3 separate regions of the Homo sapiens genome follow, and regions 1 and 2 are each linked to region 3. Evidence: chromatin contacts called from ENCODE Hi-C or POLR2A ChIA-PET data. All regions are on one chromosome and are shown on one strand. The core of a region is the stretch at or near the end of the contact, and the rest is flanking DNA. Distances in the headings are between cores, read along the strand shown. Region 1 holds the start of RNF41 (ring finger protein 41). Region 2 holds the start of DTX3 (deltex E3 ubiquitin ligase 3). Region 3 holds the start of TNS2-AS1 (TNS2 antisense RNA 1).

Evidence for each region. Hi-C counts contacts between places; a loop is a spot of excess contacts on that map. ChIA-PET counts read pairs that join two places held with the same protein, here RNA polymerase II (POLR2A). Pooled maps may share reads with other maps.
Region 1: a loop to region 3 is called in a pooled map, with 2.2 times the contacts of the local background. The contact joins the promoter of RNF41 here to the promoter of TNS2-AS1 in region 3. A Hi-C loop is called at or near these places in 1 of 50 pooled maps. POLR2A ChIA-PET finds 5 or more read pairs at or near these places in 2 of 52 experiments (T-cell and naive thymus-derived CD4-positive, alpha-beta T cell).
Region 2: a loop to region 3 is called in a map of Right ventricle myocardium inferior, with 8 times the contacts of the local background. The contact joins the promoter of DTX3 here to the promoter of TNS2-AS1 in region 3. A Hi-C loop is called at or near these places in 1 of 168 maps with a recorded cell type or tissue (Right ventricle myocardium inferior) and 5 of 50 pooled maps. POLR2A ChIA-PET finds 5 or more read pairs at or near these places in 1 of 52 experiments (naive thymus-derived CD8-positive, alpha-beta T cell).

What each region holds. Positions count from the first base shown.
Region 1 is chr12:56,219,678-56,224,293 of GRCh38, forward strand. It overlaps RNF41 (ring finger protein 41), which reads right to left and starts at 2,245. Exons shown (of 7, transcript NM_005785.4): 1 at 2,083-2,245. It also overlaps a transcript of NABP2 not described here. RefSeq lists enhancers at 2,167-2,216, 2,203-3,137, 2,437-2,656, 3,138-4,071, 3,488-3,782 and a silencer at 4,514-4,616.
Region 2 is chr12:57,603,195-57,607,341 of GRCh38, forward strand. DTX3 (deltex E3 ubiquitin ligase 3) reads left to right here and starts at 1,630. Exons shown (of 7, transcript NM_178502.4): 1 at 1,630-1,664; 2 at 2,377-2,537; 3 at 2,996-3,058; 4 at 3,249-3,324; 5 at 3,671-4,147. The coding sequence starts at 3,324. It overlaps PIP4K2C (phosphatidylinositol-5-phosphate 4-kinase type 2 gamma), which reads left to right. Exons shown (of 10, transcript NM_024779.5): 10 at 1-224. RefSeq lists enhancers at 1,000-1,511, 1,512-2,024.
Region 3 is chr12:53,052,208-53,056,571 of GRCh38, forward strand. TNS2-AS1 (TNS2 antisense RNA 1) reads right to left here and starts at 2,231. Exons shown (of 4, transcript NR_033854.1): 1 at 2,114-2,231; 2 at 1,189-1,367. It overlaps TNS2 (tensin 2), which reads left to right. Exons shown (of 29, transcript NM_170754.4): 3 at 248-285; 4 at 1,204-1,242; 5 at 1,567-1,605; 6 at 1,758-1,807; 7 at 2,063-2,234; 8 at 2,979-3,029; 9 at 3,361-3,483; 10 at 3,574-3,638. RefSeq lists an enhancer at 1,274-1,513.

The DNA of each region.
Region 1 (4,616 bases), core at 995-3,494, 3.2 Mb after region 3:
CGCACCCCTTATACATACTGTCTGCAAATCAAATGAAATAATAAATACGAAAGGAGGCTGGACGCAGTGGCTCACACCCGTAATCCCAGCACTTTGGGAGGCCGAAGTGAGTGGATCACCTGAGTCCAAGAGTTTGAGACCAGCCTGGGCAACATAGTGAAACCTTGTCTCTACAAAAAATACAAAAATTAGCCGGGCATGATGGCGTGAGTGCCTGTAGTCCCGGCTACTGAGGAGGCTGAAGGGGGAAGGTCAACTGAGCCGAGGAGGCAGAGGTTGCAGTGAGCAGAGATCGCAGCACCGCACTCCGGCCTGGGTGACAGAGTGAGACCCTGTCTCAAAAATAAATAAATAAATAAATAAATAAATAAATAAATAAATATGAAAGGATACTGAATACTGTTATCCTCAAGTAAGATTATTTGTAGCAACAGAATACAAAATAAGGCTGGGTGCAGTGGCTCATGCCTGTAATCCTAGCACTTTGGGAAGCCGAGATGGACCAATCACCTGAGGTCAGGGTTTTGTTTTGTTTTTTTTGGCGGGGGGTGTGGGGAGACAGAGTCTCACTCTGTTGCCCAGGTTGGAGTTCAGTGGTGGAATCTCAGCTCACTGCAACCTCTGCCTCCTGGGTTCAAGCAATTCTCCTGCCTCAGCTTCCCAAGTAGCTGGGACTACAGGTGCATGCAGCCATGCCCCGGCTAATTTTTTATATTTTTAGTAGAGACGGGGTTTCACTGTGTTGCCCAGGCTGGTCTCGAACTTTTGAGCTCAGGCAATCCGCCCGCCTCGTCCTCCCAAAGTGCTAGGATTACAGGCGTGAGCCACCGCGCCCGGCTACAGTCAGAGGTTTGAGACCAGCCTGGCCAACATGGTGAAACCCCATCTCAACTAAAAATACAAAAAATTAGCCAGGCATGGTGGCAGGTACCTGTAATCCCAGCTATTCAAGAGGCTGAGGCAGGAGAATCGCTTGAACCCAGAAAGAGGTGGCACTGAGCCGAGATTGTGCCACTGCACTCCAGCGTGGGTGACAGAGTGAGACTCCGTTTCAAAAAAAAAAAAAAACAAGAATGCAAAATAAATTTAGAGTACTGAGAGTCGGAGAGGAAATGCTTGACAAAAGCTTGTTCCTTCTTTTTACTAGAAGGCAGGGCTAGCCACAGGTCGGTCGGCTTAACATTGCATCACTCACATTCCCTACCACTAGTCCACTACATTCTTATTTGGGGCAAAACTATCAGCCAACAACACTATCAGTCTCTTGCCCTATTGTCAGACTCTAAAACCCCTGTATAGAAAGGGATAACACTATCACGGGCCAGTCCCCAAGAACAGTGGCCTCAATAACAGCCCCACTTGCTATTAAATGAAATGAAGTTTCTGAACGGGGAAGCAGTCTGTCAATCCCTCAAGCAAAACGCCTTCACCCCTCCTGGCTTTCTGCTCTTCCTCTAGCCCCCTCCTCCCCACTACCCAATTTCCCAAAGTCCTGAGTTAGGGAAGGCCTTCCAGTGTGTGGTGTGTGAACCCTGCCAGAGAGCCAGGCTGCAAACCAAGCGCAGGGATGTGAAGAATGTGAGATTCCTTCATGGAGGGCTGGGAGGGGGTGAGGAGCGGGGAAGGAATGAGAGGACAAGGCTGCCAACGACAAGGCATGGGAGAGGAGCCAAGCTATGGCGCTTCGAGGGCGGGGGTTTAGGTTCCACCGCCCCTGCCCAGGCTGGCCCCCGGAATGCTCCCTTCCTCCCCTTCTGGCCCGTCAATCATTGCCCATTTAAACACCACGCTGTTCCCCCAGTTCTGCAGGTGCCGGTCCTCCAGCTAGCCCCGGCCCCCTCCCGCACTTCTCAAAGCTCCCCTATTCCAATGGACCTTCCCCAACAACCCGTTCTCCAGAGCCCCCTTCTCACCTCCCGACTCCTCGCCAGTGCTGCTCCCTTCTCACATTTTTATCTCTACCACCATCCCTCCTCCTGAACCCCAGTTATTTCAACCCCCCGCCCCAATACCCCTGGGACATCACCTCCTCCCCTCCCACACCCTCTTTTAGGTGGAAGATCGCGCAGGCGCAGTACGCACCGCCCTGGAAGCGGCCTGGAGTCTCCGCAACCTGACCCAGTCGGAGCTGAGGCCGCAGCGGCCACAGTACTGCCCTGGTGCCGGGTCCCAGCCTCTCCCGGGAAGGGAAGGGAAAGGGGAAGGAGGGGAAAGAAGACTCCTACCACTCGTCGCCGCCTCAGACGGATCCTTTGCCCCGCCCACCGCTGCTACGCAACCCGGCGGAAGCTCGTCACCAAACCCCGCCTCTTTGTTTAACTCAGCCCCTACACCAGCAGCCAGGAGCTGCCTACGAGGAGGGACGAAGGCTGGCCAGGCCTCCACTCTAGACAGGAAGTCTAGTCTAGAGTCTATATGGTCCCAGCCAGGACTATGTAGCCATTTAGGAGGGAGAACTCTATGTTCTTCCCGGCAAAAACGTGTGGGCCTGGCCGGCCACGCTTCGCTTTGGAGGGGTGCAGGTGACTTGTGTCTTAGAGCTGACGCAGATTGTTGCGAGATCATTGCGGAGAGGCAGGCCTGCAGCGTGACCTGCTGCGGGTCCGGCCCCTCTCCCTTTTCCAGAGCCCTGGTCAGCATCCCAGAGCTTCGTAACCCCTTGACTCCTGTCATGGGAATGGATATTGCAGTTAACAAGGCGGCCGCGGGGTGGGGAGTGAGGGAGTCTGACCGCAAAGCTTAGATCTGGGGTGCTCAACGGGTTGTCTGCCTCTCTCCCAGGCGCTCTCCTGCCGTATCCACGATGGCTCCCCGAACACTTGTGGAGTTCCCTGAAACACCTAAGAGGAAGGAAGGGAGAAAAAATTTCCCTCTTCCTGAGTTGGGGTTTGATTTCCTTAGCTTACAACACCGTGGTGTTGGGGATGTGGGCGGTAGAGAACGTGGGATCCAAGGGAAGTCAATGTGGAGCCTAAAGAGCTCCGTGAGCAGATAAGGGATTAATTAAGCAAACCAAGGCATTACAATCACATGACTTCCTAGACTAATCTGGTATTAAATAGTATGGTATTTATTGTGGACATTGGCTAAGCAAATGCTAATGCACATTAATACACACATACACACATATCTTTATGTAATTTGTTTATACACAACAATACAGAGCTAGCTACCTTTTGTGGACAATTTGACAGGTCCCAAAAGGAACTAAAGTTTCAGGCCTCCTTTCTGCTGTCTTCTAGCGGGACTCTGAGATAAGTAAGATAAGAGTAGTATGGCCGGGCGCGGTGGTTCATGCCTTTAATCCCAACACTTTGGGAGACCGAGGCTGGTGGATCACGAGGTCAGGAGTTTGAGCCCAGGCTGGCCAACGTGGTGAAACCCCGTCTCTACTAAAAATACAAAAAAAGTAGCCGGGCGTGGTGGCGGGCGCCTGTAATCCCAGCTACTCGGGAGGCTGAGACAGGAGAATCGCTTGAACCCGGGAGGCAGAGGTTGCATTGCAGTGAGCCGAGATCGCGCCACTGCACTCCAACCTGGGCGACAGAGCAAGACTCCTTTGCCGGGGTGGAGCGGTGGGGCGGGGCGGGGAAGAGTAGTATGGCCAGGTGCAGCGGCTCACGCCTGTAATCCTAGCACTTTGGGAGGACGAGGTGGGCGGATCCCTTGAGGTCATGAGTCCGAGACCAGCCTGGGAAACATGGCGAAACTGTCTCTACAAAAAAAATACAGAAATTAGCCGAGGGTGGTAGTGCGAACCTGTAGTACCAGCTACTACGGAGGCTGTGGTGGGAGGTTGCAGTAAGCCAAGATTGCACCACTACACTCCAGCCTGGGTTACACAGCGAGACCCTGTTTCAAAAAAAAAAAAAAAAGGGACTAACAATGTTTCTCTCTTTGTCGCAGGTTCCATTTCTTCCAAGAAGGGTGAGCCTGCCTTTTGTCTCTGGTGTAAATGCCACTTTTCCCAGAGACCTTGACCAAGCTGGGTAGTGCATTAAAGATGAGAACCCCAAATCAGGAACAAAGATAACGGTTAGAGCAATAAAAAGGGAGGAAACCGTGTGTGCCTACTGTGTGCAAGGCACTTTTTTAAATATAACTTCCGTTTTCTCGTAAGATGGAATTACATATTTTTTGTCTTTTTTTCCCTTTTTGTGGAGAATGGGGTCTCGTTATATTGCCCAGGCAGGTCTGGAACTCCTGGACTCATGCTATCCTCCAGCCTATGCCTCCCTACGTGCTGGGATTACAGGCGTGAGCCACCGCGCCTTGCGGAATTGGAATTACATATGTTTAAATAGTCGAGAAATGAAGTGAAGCATTGAGCCAGGATTCAAACTTTTGTCCGCCAGATTCCGAAGCCCTTGCTCCTTTTCCCATTGTGTCACTCTTTGGAAAGAAACGTCTTAGAACCTAAGTGCATTCTCCCTAGCCAAGTTAAGGAAAACTGGGGGCCCTGTGCGCCTTCTAGTGGTGGATTTTTCCCCCTACAGAGCCAACTATCTCCAAGGTTCCTTTAATACCTGAAATTCGCCCCCTTCGCGGCGCACGAGTCTCTGATCCCGATTGGCTGGGCAGGGCAGGCGGCGGGACGCAGGGCGCGCCCGGGCGGT
Region 2 (4,147 bases), core at 380-2,879, 4.6 Mb after region 3:
CCAACCATCTCCCTTTCCCCCGATGAATGCAATAAAACTCTGTGACACCAGCAACCATTGCTCTTTAGAAATGGGTTTTCTGATCATATGGCTGATGTGTTATGGGCAGTATGGATGTCTTCATTTGTTGCTTCTGTTTTTCATCTTTTTTGTTTTATTAATAAAAATTTATGTATTTGCTCCTGTTACTATAATAATACAGGGAATAAATTATTCAATCCAAATTTCTGTACAGAAATGCCTTTTTTTTTTTTTTTTTAAATTTCACTTCTCTCAGGGAGCCTGTGTTTAAGGGTGCAGAGACCAGCTGAAGAATTCTGGTGTTCAAGGTGTTGGGCCCCTAACTAAGGATGTGGGTTTCTAGACAGATGGCTGTGAACTTTTTTAAAAAGGCTGTGAAGGGTGTGCACGGGAATGGAAAACTTAGTCTTTAACCTTGTGGGAGGTCAGCGGTAGTGAGGGCCAGGGAAGAGTAGGGTGATGGGACCCTTCCTCTTCCCAGAGTTCTGGGCTTGCTAACACTCCATCTTTGTAAAGGTGAGTAGGCCTCTCAGCCCACCAGCTAAAAGAAAAGGAATCTAGTATTCCCCCAGGCTTCCTGGGAAAGCTGTCCTCTTCCTGGAGGGAAGGAAGAGTACAGCAGGGTCCTGGGAAAGTGAAGAAAGTGACTAGCCCTCCAGTCTAGAGGGGGGAGTGAAAAAGGGGTGGATGAATAGAGGTTGTTGCCAGTTTGGGAGATTCCTGCCTGTCTTGGCTGAGGAAGTCTTTTGGCTGGTGGAAAAACCTGGCTTGATGTGGCCCCAGGGAAGTGAGTTGGATTGGGCGGAGACTGCTTGATGTGGGAAGCAGAGCAGAGCTTTTTTTTTTTCTTCTTTGAGAGTTTTTAACTCTATTTGAACCATACACTTGACACCACCACCACCTCGAGCCACTTTTTAAAAAATGTATTCGCTTCCCATTCTGCACCAGCCTCCATATCCCTGTTTGTGGAAAGAAAAATCAGAGGCACTGACCAATGATCATCTGAGAGCAGGTTGTGGGGGTCATAGGAGGTAACAATCTAGAAAGAGGCAGGAGATGAGGGAGGGGATTGAAATAGTTTAGTACCCGGATTTGTTTATTTTTTAGAGCCAATGCTTTTCTTTTTACTATGACTCTTCCCATCCCACATTGTTCCTCAAAGGCCCTTCTACCATAAGGATTCAAAAAATTGCCGCCCTCCCCCCGAATCCCCATATACCCACCAACACTTCACCCACCCATCCACCACCAGCTCCTGGGAGCTGCTACGCAGCTGGCTGGGAAAGAAAAGGGAGAGTGCTCCGCCGGGAGCGGGGAGCGAGTAGGGTGGCGTCTCCAGGGATTTAACCTCCTACCCTCAGTTCCATGACGCCACCCCCTCCCTCCAAAGACTGGGACAGCGCCTCCATTTTTGTTTTGGGGAGGAAGGGCAGGGGCTTGCGGATAGAAGGGGGTCAAAGGAACGGTGATTATCACCTGTGAGGGGAAAGGGGGTGCTGTCCTCCCTCCTTCCCTTTTCCTCAGCCTGCACCCCCTGCAATCCCCCACCTTTCGGGGTCTCCCCCTCCTTGTTGCTAAGGCCCGGACCGTCATCCCAGCAACAGCCTCAGTCATGTGACCGGCAATGGCGGCGCTGACGAGAGGTAGGTGAGCCCGGCGCCCCCCACACCCACCGCGCGCCCCCCGGGCCCCGCTCGCACCCCTCACGCGCCCCCCGCTCCCCCGGCGCCCCCTCCTCCACCTCCCCTCCCCGCGCGCGGCTCCGGGCTCCCCGCTCCGTGCCCGGCCGATCATCTTTCTAGCACCCTCCAGCCTTGGCCTCCATTCGGGGGTTCTGAGGGCTGCGATCGGGCCGACATGCACCCCCACCCGGCGGTGGGGATCCGGGGGCTTTGGCTACTGAGGGATGTGGGGAGTTGGTTCCGGGTCGGGTCTTGGAGGAGGCCGTGGGGGGAGGGCGGGAGCTGCTTCAGTGGATGCCCCCAGGGACCCTTGCCCATCCGGGCTGTGCCTCCCTCTGGCCTCTGTCTGGAGGGAGAGACTGGTTCCTTGTCCGGCCTGGGTTGCCACAGAGGAATCACAGACCCACCCTAAACTGGGGCCCCGCCTCCCTTTTCTGTGCCAGCAGGACTTGGACCTAGGACACCTAGGTCCTGGGTCCCCCGTGATGGGGAGAGAAGTGTTGCATCGCGGATAGACTGTATGGGCTGAGACTCTAGGGTTCCATTTTCACTTATGAATCTCGAGGTGCATCTGGCCTTGGGGGACGATGATGGAGGCATGAAGGGACAGCTGCTCCTTCTTGGATCAGTCAATAAATGGAGGTCACACTAATGGCCCTTCTTTCTGTTTGAGCTGCATTTGGAAGTGTTGTGGAGACAGCCCCGTAGCCCAATGCGACCAGACTCAGGGAAAACATCAGGCCCCTCCAGCTGAGCCCTTGTGTGAGCCCCGCCCCTCCCTAAATGCCAGACTTGGGAGCTGACAGACAGCACTGCCTGTGCTGGGTTTAAAAGGTGACAATGAGAACTTTGTTATTGCAGGGGCTGCTGCCACTTTGTTCACATCCTTAACAGACTTCAGCAGAAGGGACTGAGTTAGCTCTCAAGGAAGGCTCCCTGGCAATAGGGGCTGAATTATTTGGCAATGTGGAGCAGGCGAGGAGTTGGGGAGCATAGGAAATATTCCGGTCCATGTGATCTGAGGGAGGTGGCAAGAAGACCTCCACCTGTGTGGGCGTTTTCTTTCCTGACTTCTCTTATGTGTGCCCTAGGCTTTCTTGGGGGCCTCAGAGCTGGGGAAGAAAGGAGGAAGGTTAGCATGTTGAAGTTCCTTCTTGAGCAACTTGGGGAGAAGCTGATAATGGAATTCTGCAGAGAAGAGAGGAGATGGAAGGGGAGTTTTTATTTCTGGGTTGGCTGAGGGGAATGGTAACATTTGCCATCATAACTTTTTACCCTTCCCCCACTCCCAGTCCTGGTCAGCTGAGTGGAAATAGAAGGATTTCTGCTGCCATCATCTTCCATGGGCTTTCCAGGTATCTCCCCCGCAAGGGATCCTCAATTTTCACCCTTAAACTGGTTTCCTTCATTCCATGTTCCAAGTAATGCCATTCTTAGTAACCTATACCCAGGTTTCTGTCTCTGTTCCATGGGCTGCTGGGTTGGGGGCCATGGGAATTGGGAGAAGGGGTTTCTCACTTTCCTTCCATTTTTCCGCCCTACCAGGTCACACGACCTACAAGTAGGGAGCAGGGAAAGAAGAGTGAGCCTGCATGCCAATTCTAAGCTCTTCAGGATCAAAGTAAGCAAAAAGGAGGGGCAAAGAGTCTCCCTCCCCTTTAAACAGCCCATTTTTCCCCAAGAGGTGGGAGGGGCAAGTTGTTTCTATGATCTGGGAGAAATGACAGGAGAAACAAGACTGATACTTGGCTTAGATGATAATATAGCTCTGGAAACTTTTTTGCTCTTCAGTGGGTTTTGGGTTTGGAAGATAAGGGGAGACAGAATATGAATTTGGGTGAAGGGTTGGGGATTAGGCTTTGAGAAAACAGAGGTAATAGAGGGTTTGGAAGGAACCTGAAGTAGGAGGCACTGATACTTGTCAAATGGGGACCCCCCACCCTGAGTCCCTTTCACCCTGGGGGCAGTGTCGTTCGTCCTGTCCAGAATGGCAGCCTGTGGAGGCACCTGCAAGAACAAAGTGACTGTGTCCAAGCCCGTGTGGGACTTCCTGAGCAAAGAGACCCCAGCCCGGCTGGCCCGGCTTCGGGAGGAGCACCGTGTGTCCATCCTCATAGATGGCGAGACTTCTGACATCTATGTTCTCCAGCTTTCCCCACAGGGTCCTCCCCCGGCCCCTCCAAATGGGCTCTACCTAGCCCGGAAGGCTCTCAAGGGGCTGCTAAAAGAGGCAGAGAAAGAGCTGAAGAAAGCTCAGAGGCAGGGGGAGCTGATGGGCTGCCTGGCTCTGGGGGGTGGAGGGGAGCACCCTGAGATGCACCGCGCAGGCCCACCCCCTCTCCGAGCAGCCCCACTTCTGCCCCCAGGAGCTCGGGGGCTCCCCCCTCCTCCTCCCCCCCTGCCCCCACCTCTTCCTCCTCGCCTTCGGGAGGAGGCAGAAGAGC
Region 3 (4,364 bases), core at 981-3,480:
TCCTTCCCTCTCTTCCTCCTCACCTCCACCCACCCTGGAACGTTACCCCTGGCCTGGGCAGTAGTACCCCACTGCCACACTCTTCCCTCAAAACCTAGCCCTGCTCCTCTGCCCCAGCCAGCCCAGTCCAGGTGGGATCTTGGAAGTCCCAGGGTCTGGTTCCAGGGTCTGGGAGATGAGGGAAGGCCATTCCTTCCACTGTCCCACAGGCCCCTGCTAACCCCTCTCCTCCCCTTACCTTCCCTAGTCTGCAAGGTGGCGACGCACAGAAAATGTGAAGCAAAGGTGGGTATCTGATTCTACCTGATAGGGGGAGAGGGTCTGGAGTCCCTTCCTCCTCCCAAACAGGCTTCTGCAACCACACTGGCATCAACCCTCCACCTCCACCCCTCTCACCACTGGGGAACCCCTCCTGGGTGGGAGGGGTGCTGTACTGGGCCCTTTAAGAACCACCCTACTCCGCCTTCTGGAGGGCTGGCCAGCCCAGGCGGGTGGACAGCAAGACAGCGTTTGTCTTGGTGCTGTGCCCAGACTGCAGCTGGCGAGAGGATGGGGGTGGGGAAGAGGAGGAGAATGAGGAGGAGGAAGGGTGGGGTGGGTGGGGAGTGGGGGAGCAGGATTTCAGAGACTGGGCAGCCGGATGGGCTGTGCCTTCCCTCTGGGGAAGGGTCCTCAAAATGCCTGGGCGGGTCTTGTCCTGGGCCCTGGAAAAACTGGGCCTTTCCAGGTATAAGCTGTGGATAGCACCCACTGTCCACTGGGGACCTGAGACAGCCCTGTCTCTGAAGAGGTCCCCTGGTCCTCTTCCTTCAGGACAGGGGGAGGAGGATCCCAGGGCCCTGGAGCTGGCTTGGGGGAGCTGTGTGCCCAGGGGCGGGGTCTCCCGGTGAAAGAAGCCAGTGTCCATCCCTGGCCATGGCCTGCCTGCTTGGCTCTATATATAACTCCTGCCCTACAGCTGGATGAATGGGGGTCTGTGTGGGCTGGGGGCTGAGCGCCAAGAGCAACAAGTGGGGGGCCTGGGGGGTGGGGGACCAAGAGGCCAGAGGGGAGGTGCCCTTAAATAGCGCAACCTCAGCTGGAGCCTGTGCCCATCCACTGAAGGCCCCTCCACCTTCCTCCTGAAGCTGAGGGGCTGCCCCATCCTCAAGCCCACGAGAGCCCTTCACCAGGAGCTCAGTTCCTTACTCGGTCCCCTTCCAGGTGACTTCAGCCTGTCAGGCCTTGCCTCCCGTGGAGTTGGTGAGTGCGCTCTGGGATGGGGTGGGGAGGGCAAGGAACCTGGCCATGGTGTCCAGAGGTCTGGTGGCTCCAGAGAGGGCCCCCAGGAGATGACCTTGAACGGAGTGCTGTGGGTATTGCTCATCCTATGAGGAAAGAAAAAACTGTCTGAGTCCTCTGCTGATCTTGTGCCCTTGGGCCTGCTGGGGGTAGGACTCCTCTCCCCTTATCCAGTACAGCCTTCAAAAGGACACTGACATTCCCTTCCCCTGTCCCCAAGGCCCACATTGGTCCTTGCCCCTGCTGTAACTAACCACTCCCTTTTCCTCCCCCATCTCCCTCTAGCGGCGAAACACGGCCCCAGTCAGGCGCATAGAGCACCTGGTAAGGTGATGCTGGAGCAGGAGGGGGAAGCAGGTAGCTTTGGGAGTAAGGATCTAGATTTCCTGAAGACAAAAAGGGCATGGCTCTGGAGTGGGCAGTCTAGAGTAGGGGGTACCCAAAGAGATGTCTAGACACTGTCTGTTAACCACCAGGGATCCACCAAATCTCTGAACCACTCAAAGCAGCGCAGCACTCTGCCCAGGTAAGTGAGGGTGCTGGGGTGGTCCCACGTGACCCCCTTTCCGCCGGCCCCACACCTCAGCCCAGGGCACTGCCCCGCAACAGAGCTCCCCGGGACAGCCCCCCACCCCCAAAGCGGTATTCTCCCTCCAGACCGATCCACCCACCCTCAGGACCCAGCAGGCTTCACCTGCTGCCCAACAGACAGCCTTCCCGTCACACTAGCCACCTCCGGGTGCCCCGCCCCTGCGTTCATGCGTAGGCTCCTCCTCCCCAGGAGCTTCAGCCTGGACCCGCTCATGGAGCGGCGCTGGGACTTAGACCTCACCTACGTGACGGAGCGCATCTTGGCCGCCGCCTTCCCCGCGCGGCCCGATGAACAGCGGCACCGGGGCCACCTGCGCGAGCTGGCCCATGTGCTGCAATCCAAGCACCGGGACAAGTACCTGGTGAGGGGCGGGGCCATCAGGAGTCCGCCAATGAGAGGGATGTAGGGTCCAGATGGGCGAGGCTAATCACTGACGTCACCAGCGGAGGCGAGGCCGCCAGGGGGCGGGACCAGAGTGGTGGGGTGGGGGCGGGGCCCGGAGCGCGGCCTGGAGCGGAGCGGAGAATCCTGGAACGCTGGCGACTTGGCTGTGACTGGCTAGGCCGGGCCTTAGCTACCTTTTTATTTTCTTTATTTATTTACCTTTTTTTTGAGACGGGGTCTCACTTTGTTGCCCAGGCTGGAGTGCAGTGGCACGATCTCACCTCACTGCAACCTCCTCCACCCGGGCTCAAGCGATTCTCCCACCTCAGCCTCAGTAGCTAGGATTACAGGCGTGCGTCACTCACGCCCAGCCAATTTTTTTTTTTTTTTTTTTTTTTTTTTGTATTTTTTGTAGAGACGGGGTTTCGCCATGTTGGCCAGGCTGGTCTCAAGACTCCAGGGCTCAAGCGATCCACACCCGGCAAATTGTTGTAATTTTAGTAGAGATGAGGTTTCACCATGTTGGCCAGGCTGGTCTCGAACTCCTGACCTCAGGTGACCCGCCCGCCTTGGTCTCCCAAAGTGCTGGGGTTATAGGCGTGAGTTACTGCGACCGGCCTGCACCTTATTTTAGAGGAAGATTCTTACTTAGGATCCACCTCCACCTCGTGCCTCATTGCCGGAGATCATTTCTGTCTAAAGCCCTCCCCCTTTATTTCAGCTCTTCAACCTTTCAGAGAAAAGGCATGACCTGACCCGCTTAAACCCCAAGGTATGAAGGAAATGGCCTGCCCAACCATTAAACCAAGCCACCCCAACCCCAGAAGCCCCCAGCTTCCTCGTTATTAATAGTAGCAATTGGCATCTACTTCACTCTTAAGCACTTTCCCACTCTCCCATGATATATTACTGGAGACACCCCAAAACGTGATGCAGCAGGTATCAGCCCATTGTATGGATAAGGAAAGTGCCGAGGCTATCATGGACAACCAGCAGACCCCCAGCCTTGCCCCCGGACCCCTATGCCCTGTCCCCTTTCCACCCTGCCCATCTCTCTCTGTTGGTGGCCCCCGGCCCCAGTTGCACCCCTGCATTCTCCCCAGGTTCAAGACTTCGGCTGGCCTGAGCTGCATGCTCCACCCCTGGACAAGCTGTGCTCCATCTGCAAAGCCATGGAGACATGGCTCAGTGCTGACCCACAGCACGTGGTCGTACTATACTGCAAGGTGGGCCAGGACCTCGGGTTCCCTGGTGCCTGGAGGTTCCAGGTCAGCCTGGAGCTCCCAGACCCTCATCCCTGTCTCTCTGTCTGTCAGGGAAACAAGGGCAAGCTTGGGGTCATCGTTTCTGCCTACATGCACTACAGCAAGATCTCTGCAGGGTGAGGCTCCCAGCGCCTGAGTAGCTGCTTCCCCAGTGGCCCTTTCTCCAGCTGGCCCCTTAGGAACCCATCTCCCCTGGAGCCCACCTCTTCGTTGAGAGTCCTTTGCTGTCAGCTTAGCACTTCCACCTCCCTTTTATCACTAGTACTGCAACATAGTCTGCAGCAGATGGTCTGTAGAGTTTCCTGGGGCAGCCACAAACAGGGTGGTGTAAAACAGTGGAAATGGGCCGGGTGCGTTGGCTCACGCCTGTAATACCAGCACTTTGGGAGGCTGAGGTGGGCAGGTCACCTGAGGTCAGGAGTTTGAAACTAGCCTGGCCAGGTGAAACCCCATCTCTACCAAAAATATAAAAATATAAAAATTAGCCGGGCGTGGTGGTGGGCGCCTGTAATCCCAGCTACTCAGGAGGCTGAGGCAGGAGAATTGCTTGAACCCAGGAGACGGAGGTTGCAGTGAGCCCACACGGTGCCACTGTACTCCAGCCTGGGTGACAGAGTCAGACTCCGTCTCAAAAAAAACAAAAACAAAACAAAACAAAAAACAGTGGAAATGTACTCTCTCACAGTTCTGGAGGCCAGAAGCCCCAAACCAAGCTGTCAGCAGGCCCTTGCTCCATCTGAGACTCGGGATGGAATCCTTCCTTGTCTCTTTCTAGCTTCCAGTGGTGGGCGGCAAGCCTTGGCATTCCTTGGTTTGCAGACACATCACTGTAATCGCTGCCT